Linked DNA regions of Homo sapiens: regions 1, 2 and 4 are each linked to region 3. Evidence: read pairs that join two places in POLR2A ChIA-PET (ENCODE). Cell type or tissue: HepG2. All regions are shown on one strand.

What was found. Peaks named below come from ENCODE experiments on the same cell type or tissue, not always from the same donor. Only the 100,000 strongest peaks of a DNase experiment are listed, where the experiment ranks them.
Region 1: POLR2A ChIA-PET joins it to region 3 with 11 read pairs; 4 of 35 experiments call an interaction of 5 or more read pairs at or near these places.
Region 2: POLR2A ChIA-PET joins it to region 3 with 5 read pairs; 4 of 35 experiments call an interaction of 5 or more read pairs at or near these places.
Region 4: POLR2A ChIA-PET joins it to region 3 with 5 read pairs; 1 of 35 experiments calls an interaction of 5 or more read pairs at or near these places.

Annotation. Positions count from the first base shown.
Region 1 is chr5:53,424,940-53,427,439 of GRCh38, reverse strand. No RefSeq gene overlaps it. Among named protein-coding and RNA genes, the nearest start is that of FST, 54 kb to the left of the region's middle. RefSeq lists an enhancer at 1,127-1,421. In HepG2, a CTCF peak has its summit at 1,243 (motif pointing left); a DNase peak (open chromatin) is centred at 1,229.
Region 2 is chr5:53,575,498-53,577,997 of GRCh38, reverse strand. The region is part of intron 1 of NDUFS4 (NADH:ubiquinone oxidoreductase subunit S4); the gene reads right to left. Among named protein-coding and RNA genes, the nearest start is that of NDUFS4, 16 kb to the right of the region's middle. In HepG2, no CTCF peak of the experiment used is centred here; a DNase peak (open chromatin) is centred at 1,087.
Region 3 is chr5:53,475,763-53,478,262 of GRCh38, reverse strand. No RefSeq gene overlaps it. Among named protein-coding and RNA genes, the nearest start is that of FST, 3.6 kb to the left of the region's middle. In HepG2, no CTCF peak of the experiment used is centred here; DNase peaks (open chromatin) are centred at 1,042 and 2,033.
Region 4 is chr5:53,003,507-53,006,006 of GRCh38, reverse strand. All of the region lies in intron 1 of ITGA2 (integrin subunit alpha 2), which reads right to left. Among named protein-coding and RNA genes, the nearest start is that of ITGA2-AS1, 14 kb to the right of the region's middle. In HepG2, no CTCF peak of the experiment used is centred here; a DNase peak (open chromatin) is centred at 956.

The DNA of each region.
Region 1 (2,500 bases), 51 kb after region 3:
CAAACCCGCAATATATTGAAAGTTGCTTACTATGTTTTAGCTTAGTGTTTTATGCTTAAATATGCCTCTTAACATATTTAAGTCAGAAATTACTACTTATAGCAGTTCTGAAGGCCAAAGAACTAAGAACAGTCTTTCAGGTAATTATTTCAATATTGAATGTTTTTTTTTTTTTCCCACTATGTCTTTACTTGCAGTGATGCTGTCACTCAATTGGATCAGAGTTGTTTGACAGCTTCCATGACCTTTCACTACACACATGCAAGGAGCCATACTCAGACCTACACAGATAGAGCCACACAGACACAGCTGCACCAAGTGGCATTATGAGAAAGGACTAGACAGGATGCAACTGTGATGTTACTTAGGTGAGGAGGCCGCTCCAGCTGAAGAGGCTCACAATGAGATTTCTATCTGCCAGAGATTTGAGATCGCTATCTGCCAGTTATGTCAGGGAAGTAATTTAACACATCAGTGCTGCAGTTTAAGATGAACTATAGAGACTTGGGGGAATTAGTAGGATAGTAAGTGCTTGACTTATGTCCAGGAAAAGGGCAGATGTACATCTTGATGGTAAATTATAAAAGTCAACTTGTACAAAAGCCACTGATAATTAATTCTCTTCTTCAATTGGAAAGCAAGATGGGTGGATGAAACTTACTGAGAGTGATCTCCCCTTGGATTTAGGCTGGCAGAAGAGTAGGTAGGCTTATTTCTTTTAAAGCACAATCCCCTTGATACAGGCCAGAAAGGAGATACGGGGTGGGCAGGATTTATTGCTCAGGTCAGTACAGAGAAGCTCAACAGGCCTCCTTTCTGGCTCTGAAACGGTGCTAAGTAAGGGGCCCCAGGGCAGGGGGAGGGTGTCAGAAATATGATAAACCATGAAATATGATAGTACATGCAAAAGCTTGTAAATGGTGAGACAAAAGTCACAAGGAATTATTTTCGGTAAAAAATAGAAATCCTACCTATTGGCATCAAATTTCTGTTATAGAATGGGTTTATAAGCAGCCCTCTGGTTGGAAGAGGATTTCCCTGGAAGCTGTGTTTACACAGCGAACACTTTGTTTTTGTTTAGATCACATGTGGGCTGGGAAGAAAGGAACCCATGTAGATTATGGAGTACTACAACACCCCATGTACTTTCAAAGAGACCCCTGAAGCACCACCACTGAGCCTCACAAATATTTTGTCGAGATAAGCACTGAAAACAAAGATAAACTATGACCGCCATCTTGTGGTGGGATCCACCATTACCAAGTTGGATTGAGTGTGAGGTGGTGGTAGTGGGGGAGGGGCTGAGACACATTTTCTTTTTTCTTTCTTTTTTTTTTTTCACTTGAGGATTCTGGTAGGGACTATAAGGAGAAAACCTCTTGGATACAAAATTTGCCACCCGGCAGGAGAGCTATGTTAGAGGTCTTCCGTTAATTTGATTTAGGTTTCTATGGTGTGGAGAATCTGGAGTAGTTTTGAGAGAGTATTTGTCATTCCTTATCTCCCTGTTCCCAGATCCCTAGCTTGGGAAGGTATTTTTCTCACATTCTCCAGAGTTCAAAGAGCTTACCAAACAACAGAAACCCAAGATTTATTCTTCGATATTATTCCATTATATGCCACACCAGAGCACATTTGTTTTCACAACATTTAATTAGATTTCCCGGAAATGGAAAAGCCATTTGTTTTTTTATGGATTTACTATCAGTCTGAAACCTAAGAACCTTTCCAATATTTTAATACAAACCAGCCATACTGACTTAAATTAAAGGAATATGTTCAAAGTAGAAATAACACTGATAAAAGAGGCTTTTGATATGTCCCTGATAGCACCCAGCCTAACAGGATGACATTTTGGTGAAAGTAAGTAAGATGTAGTATCAAAGGGAAATTTTTCTTTCTTGAAATATTTAAAGCATCATTTGCTTTTCACTTGGCAGAACAATGACAACAGCAACAAAAGAAACCACGTGGCCGTTTTTCACTTTGCAAAGCATTCTTTACAGATGCCTGTCTAGTTGTTCTTGGATGGCTTCAGGGCACTGACACCGCATTCATCTTTGAAAGTTCTCCACCAGGTCCAAATGGCTGCTGTTGATCCCAGGAATGAGTGAACTACACCATGCCTTCCAACGGGTTCAGCGTTTTATTTGTCTGTAATGTGGTAGGCTTAGGAACATATCTGGCTGAAGACGCTTATCTTTCACTGTGTCAGAATCTTTCAGGGCTGCAGCATTCTATGTTTCTAATATCTAGGCAGGAGGACAATCAGATTATAAATTTGGCAGCAGTACCTAGAGTAATGCCTGGCACATGATAGCTGCTGAATGAATGCTCCAAGACCGAAGGATCTAGCTGTTATCTTGAAACCTAGCGATATACTGAAATTCTTGTACTAATGTCTACTTCAGCCCCCTCTCCTAACACATGACCTCAAACTTGGCTCTATTGTCATTTGAGGCTGGATAATTCTGTTACAGGGAGCTGTCTTATGCATTGT
Region 2 (2,500 bases), 100 kb before region 3:
ATTCTCTTAACTACCCTAAGTCTTTTAGGCAGTATCACTGAAGAGAAAATACATGCTCATCTGGAGAATTAGATCATCTAGGATACCAAATTCAAAGAAAACTGTAGGTTGATCTTTGTTAGCTGGGATGTTATACACAATCCCGGGTCAACTACCCTGGCACATAGCATAGGAATATTCTGCTATCATGAATTCCTTAAACATAACATTATATAGAAGAAACTATCTCTTCCCATGAGATTATTATTTATAGTTAAGTGAGTTGGAAGACCTCAATTTCCAAATCCTTTGGCATACCCTTCAGAACAGGTGAGTAAAACAAATTCCAATACGGGTGAATTCTTTTACAACCCTGGGAAAATATCAAACTATAATATAATCACCAAGAGACCATCTAAAATTAGATGTTTACTTTAGTGAGATGAAACAATATATCTAAAGTAATTACCTCAATGCCTAAGTGCACAATAAACAATAGATATTAGACCCCTTACTAGGACCAAAAAAAAAAAAAATAGCAGACTATAGAGACTCTTTAGTTATAAGGTCCTGTAACAGACACCTTTGAAGCTCATGTCACACTCCCTTGGCCCATGTGTCATTTCAGCCACAGCTGCAGGAATTCATACTCCCATTATCCTCTAGCATCCCACCTCAAGTGAGCCCATTACGCCTCAACATCTTCAGAAGCACAAGTATAGCTTAAAGCACAAAAGAGTTAACACCTTTAATCAAAAGGGAATGAGAACTTATGGATAAATGGTCAAGCCTTCCACCTTTCAAATGGGTAATACTGGGTAGCATTCTACACACTGCTCAGGAGGTTTCTCTACTGCTCACAGCAACAATCGCAACATCATACTTTTTTGTTCCCTCTCTCACTCCCCAGGCTTCTCACTCCTACTTCCCAGGCAAGCTCTCAAATAAACCACCTAGGCTTATGTCTTTGTCTCAGACTCTACTCAAGGAGAAGACAAACTAAGGTGAAGCCCTACACAAACCCCGAGAAATGAGTATTTGGCCTTTGCTTGAACACTGCTAATCCTCAAAACAGATGTTCCAAGAGCATACATCCTACTCAAGTCTGTAGAAATGCAGCCTTTGAAGCTAGAAAAGAAATACAAATATTTGTTGAATGGGTGAACAAACATTAGCAAAGTCTCAGAATTCATTAGGAAAAAAGATAGTTTAACCCATAAAACATACACAAACTTTGTTTCCCGAAGATAACACTACACAAAATATTCCTGTTCTAAATTTTTGACTAGGAGGTCCCAGCTTTTATTACATCTCACTCTCAAGGTTCCTATGATCTATATTCATACGATACAGCAGTATAAGAAGAATTACAAACATTGAGTATTTTTTGTAAACCCTTAGTGTGTTTAATCTGACTCAAATCAAGTATTTCTCCAGGATTTTTAAACTTGGTATCAGAGAAAGGGATTTTCAGTCCCTCCCTGGTAATAAAGCTATGGAGATATAAACCTGAAGAAATTTCTATCAGTTATAGTATCTACCACATGGGAAAAAAACAATCTGAAATAGTAGCTGTCATTCAGAGACAGACAGAGACAAACTAGAAAAAGAACCTGGTGGCTTTCTAGCTTAGGTCCCTGAGACTAGCTAGGTGCACCCTTACCCTTTCCATTGCTTGGTAATGTAAACCAATTCTCTCTTCTTGCCTAAGCCAGCCATCTGAGATTTTAGGTTTCTGTAACTTGTGAGAAAGGTTTAACACAAGAACTTGAACACGAGTATAAACAAAACACTGTATAAGACCTAATACTATCTATGGAAGGGCTACAAAGCCTGGGATCCATTAATCCCCCACTCTGATTTTATACATATGACTGTATCTATTTCTAGAGAAAAGTCACCAAAACTTCCATCATTTACTCTAAATAGATCTCTGACCTCTACACCCTCTCAAAGAAGATTTATTGTTTGATGGTCTAAACCAGTGATTCAATGTATTTTCCTGCCTCTGCATCACTTACATGGGCAACATCTTTAAATAAAAGTCATGATTTTCAACCACAAGTACATGTATTGTGAAACCCTTTCTTTATGCCATTTCCAAGATTATGGTATGTGAATTCCTCCCTTTCTCCCACCACAGTTGAGAATCAACTGGTTAAGAATCTGATCATTTAGGCCAGGTGTGGTAGCTAACACCTGTAATCCCAGCACTTTGGGAGACAGAGGCAGGCAGATCACTTCAGGCCAGGAGTTTGAAACCAGCCTGGCCATCATGGTGAAACCCCCATCTCTACAAAAATACAAAAATTAGCCAGACATGGTGGTGCACACCTGCAATTCCAGCTACTCGGGAGGCTGAGGCACATGAATCGATTTAACCCGGGAGGCAGAGGTTGCAGTGAGCCGAGATCATGCCACTGCACTCCAGCCTAGGCGACAGAGCAAGACTCTGTCTGCAAAAAAAAAAAAAAAAAAAAAAAAAAAAGAATCTGATCATATAAAGAATATTTTGAGTCAT
Region 3 (2,500 bases):
TTAATGGCAGCAAGAGACACAGCTTCTTTTTAAGGTAGAGGTATCAAACCGTATATCCAAGGTTGAAAAATAAACATTCCAAATGCATAAAAGATCTCAGATGGTAAGTAACTGGATCTTACAGCAATGCTATCAATGATCATACATAATTACATGATTTTATATTTGTCTCCAGTTTAAATATATTTATTGGTCCTGAATTGGCCAGTAGCCTCTGGAAACTGGGGTCTTTTTCTTAGACTTTCCACCCTAGGACTATACAAAATATTTAAATTTTACTTATATGCCTAGTTGTATATGAAGTCATCTTGCCTGGAGAAATATAGAATCACGTTTTAATCCATATTTATTTTCTCAATATCTTTGGGAAGATTGTTTTAAAGTTCATAATCTCATCATATTTTATAACCGTATAGCAAGGAGAATAGTGATATAACTTGTATGTTCTTATTAGATTTTAATTTTGTTCATTCCTATATGTACATATAACATGTTGATGTAAAAGGGTCATACAAGTATACACAAAGATTACCTTTTTGGGGGAAGGTCTGTGTAGCTAAATGAAGATTAGAATAGAAGCAATTTGGAGGGGCTAGTCAAAAAATTTTCCATGTTTGAGCAAAACTATTTAGTTTGTCCAGATACTTATTTTAGTTTATGTATATAGAAACAACTGATGTCACAAAAACTTTCTAAATTAATTTAAGTTGTATCCTCACAATTCCAGTATGATTGGGTAAAAGTAAAAATTTCATTTCTATTTCATTTTTTGTCTATGTAATGCCAAATGCTCAGACCAGTCATTTGACTAAATTGACTGCCTTGACTAGTTGTTTTGGCATCATGTAATTGTCTTGGCTAAGCCAAAGCAGACACAGTAGCTCTCATTGTAAAAAATGGCACCACAAATAGGAGTCCCTCAGTACCAGAGGGTGACCCAACACAGGATTACTTCTCGTCCCAGAGAAGGTGACCCTGCAGGTCAGGGTTGAGGTCACTGGCAAACACACTGTGGAAAACATAAGTGCTGTGTTGCTTTTGCCCTTTTGAATAAGCAGCTTGGTGTTTGTTTAGTGATACAAGCTCATCCTGTTTTTCAGCTGCACCTTGGATAGTATTGATCTGTTTGGGAGAATGTCTGCTCCAAATCAGCACAGATCAGTCACCATGACTCTTGCCATCTAGGGTTATTTTCAGATCATAACTGAGGAAATGAGACACAGGTCAATACTGGTTCCTTATAGGCTTTCTGTGGGCATCAGCAAGAGATCCATCCCATTTCTGTGGTATGAAATGGTACCACACCTGTTCAGTGACATCACAGAAAAACAGCTGCTATTTCTTTTACTGTTATATCGCCTGTAAATGTTAAATATTGGGTTTGTAGATATCTAAATGTCAAGGGGACATTTTAAAATAAAAATGTCGCCTTTCATTTTTGTTGTATGCCTCCAAGTTTGACTTCTTATTTTTCCTTTCTGCTCTGCCAAATAAAAATGTAAATTATGAGAAACACAATAGGACCACTTTGTAGCTGAATTTCTGGGCAGCACACAAAAAGACTACTGTTTTCTGATTGGTCTTTTGTCAGCTTCAAAAGCTGTCTTCCTTCTGAAGTTTATAAATTTAAAATATTAGAGTTTAGCAAATGATTCAATCTAACTCCCTAGATAGCTATTTAAACTCATATGACATTGTTATTTGAGACCAGAACTGACCTGGTTAAATTTCAGTACCTAAAAAGAGAATATGGAGGGAGTGGGGTGAGGTTATGTAGAGACTATTTGAAAGTCATGAACTGAGTAGCTTTTTTTTTTTTTTTGCCTTAAGATTAAATGTCAAGCTTTTTTTGAAGTTAGGTGTTTTGCAAAATGAATACATTTTCAAGTGCAAATAATCAATCTTGATTAAACAACAAAAGTTAAGCATTTGAAAAATAGGCTAAAATGATTTTAAAATCAGATTTTATTCTAGGTACAAAACAGTTACTTAATGTGTCATAGTCTTTGGCATTATGCAACTTCATAGGCTAGCATAAGGATTTGAGTAGGGGGATGGGGGCAGTAGTTCTGTATTGGTTGAATCATTACAGAACTAAAAAGTTAAGAAATGTGAGTACGTAGAAGCAATGTTTACCCAAGATATCCAAACTACCGGTCAATTAAGGTTTTAAAAAATCATTAGAAAAATATGTTTTATGTAATATATATATATATATATATATATAACTGAGAAAACAACGGATTACTTGAACTTTTCTCTTTTCAGTGTTGCTTTGGTGTTATACAGAGCTGATCAATCATGGATAGCTCTTCCTTTTTGATACTACTTGTTTCTGTGTAACATTTTTATTGCCTTGCTTTCCCCTTTAATTTTAGAAATATTTTTGGGTTTCCAGAAGTCAGCTAAGCTAGTTGTCACATAGTCACTTAAACTAGCCATATTAATATATTCAAGTTCAACATAATTAAGTAGTTAAAATAAATCTTAGTAAATAATT
Region 4 (2,500 bases), 470 kb after region 3:
CAGCTTCCACTTACGAGTGAGAACATGCTGTGTTTGGTTTTCTGTTTCTGTGTTAGTTTGTGATGTACAGCATTTTTTAAGCTGAAAGGTCCATTTACTGAGCAAAGCCAGTAGTATATCGCAGTGCCTAAGAGCTTGGCCTCTGAGGTTTGAATAGTACTGTGACCTTGAGCAAGTTCCTTGTTTTGTATAAGCCATTCCTTTCCCATCTGTAAAATAGATATCATGTATATGTTTACCTCATTGTGGTCAGACAATGCATATAAAACTCTCAACCCAGTGTCTAACAAATGGTAAGTACTTAGTAGATTTTTTTTGTTTTTACGATTAGTATCATTATACACTACTGAGGGGGGCACACTTCTTGAGAAATTTAATAAGGCATAGCAATTTATTATCCCACTTTCATCTTTTTTTTTTTTTTTTGACACAGAGTCTCGCTCTGTTGCCCAGGCTGGAGTGCAGTGGTGCAATCTTGGCTCATTGCAACCTCCACCTCCCGGGTTCCAGCAATTCTCCTACCTCAGCCTCCTGTTAGCTGGGATTACAGGCACCTGCTACAATGCTTGGCTAATTTTTGTATTTTTAGTACAGATGGGGTTTCACCACATTGGCCAGGCTGGTCTCAAACTCCTCACCTCCAGTGATCTGCCCACCTGGCCCCCACTTTCATCTCTAACATAAAAAGTATATCCTGAGCAAATTTATATTCACATTTCTGAAAATTGCTGTCTAATGGTTAGGAGGATGACACGTTGCTGCATTTTGCTGACACACACGAGAAGCACACCACAAAAGCCAAGAAAATATTATCCTTCCATGGACCCTCCAGGAAGTCACACAAACAGGAAGTGGGGTTACTCAGACCCTGACTCTGAACCTAAGCAAATAGACTTCAAACTCTAAAGTGTATCTCATCATTACTCAGAATGTGTATGGCAACGGGAAATGATCATAGGTCACATTAGATCTTTTGAACACATACATCACCACAGGAAATCTCATTTTCCAATAGCATTGTCTTCATGTTGAAAGGACAGTAATGCAAGTAGAAAGTCCTCTCCTCCCCCTCCAAAAAAAAAAAAAAAAAAAAAAAAAAAAAAAAAAAAAAACAAAGCAACTAAACTTAGAAGTTGTAGGCCTTTTGGAAATGACCACACACTGTGTAAAGATTTAAGTTCTGCAATGTTTGGTTTATGGCTCTAGTCCTTAAACAAAACATTAGAGCAAAAACCAAAAGCACAAAAGGACCCTTACAACTGCTTTTGGAATGCAGTGGCATAACATTTCCCCTTACTTTTATTAAAAAAAGAAAGATGCAATTTTCTTAGAAAGTCCTTGCTTTAAGTGTCAAACTTTACAGTCACTAAGGATCTAGGTGCTACTATTCTCCTGTCCAGGTGATGCTAGAAATGGAAAGAAGAGCTTCTGGAAGGGGGCTGGCTGCCTCAATCCTCCAGTGCCCCAGGCCTGACACTCTGTGGGTATACAATAGGCACTCCATAAAAGTCCCTTAAGAAGGTCCCTTAAATAAATGAATGATGATAAAAATGGATGCATACCAAGTGTACTGATTTTTTTTTAAATAATATTCCATATGCTTTTACAATATGAAAAATACTTTTTCACTTATAATCCCCTTCGATCTTCCCAATGACCCAACAAGGTAGGGAATTGTTTGCCTATGGCTTATCTAAAGTTACTCAGAAAAATGATGGGATTTAACTTACTCTCCAGAGTTGGAGTTCTCTTTTATGTTGCCATGAACATTAAATGTGCTTAATATATGTTCATTTAGTGCAGTGGTGCTCAACTGGATGTAATTTTATCCCTCAGAGGACATTTAGTAATGTCTGGGCATATTTTTGGTTGTCACTCTAGGGCAGCTGGAGTAGTGTATTGCTATTAACATCTAGTGGGTGGAGGACAGGGCTGATGATCAATATCCTACAATGCACAGACCAGACACCCCCAGCCTACCTTACTACTTCAAAAAAAATTATCTGGCCCCAATTGTCAATAATATCCATGCCCAAACACTGGTCTAAACAACAAATGGGGCCTCGCATGGTCTCTCAAAAGTTTGTAATCCCAGCACTTCGGGAGGCTGAGGAGGGCAGATCGCTTGAGCTGAGGAGTTCAAGACCAGCCTGGGCAAACGTCGTGAGACTCTGTCTCTAAAAAAGAAAAAGAAAAAGAAAACAATGAATGGTCGAGGACCATTAAGTTTATTAAGTTACTACTTTGTTTAAAAATATGTCTGGAAATCTTTTGACACTCCCCATCCATAGGTGGAATCTTAAGTCTCCTCCCCCTGAATCTAGGTGAGACTTTGTGATTGCTTTGATGAATAGATGCAGTTATGTGATTTCTGAGCCAAGGTTATAAAAGCCCATCCATTCTGCCAGTTTCTTTTGGGATGGTTGCCTTTGGTGCCCTACCCACCATGCAAGAAGTCAACTTACTCAGAGGGCACCATGTGGAGAGGCTTGAGGATACC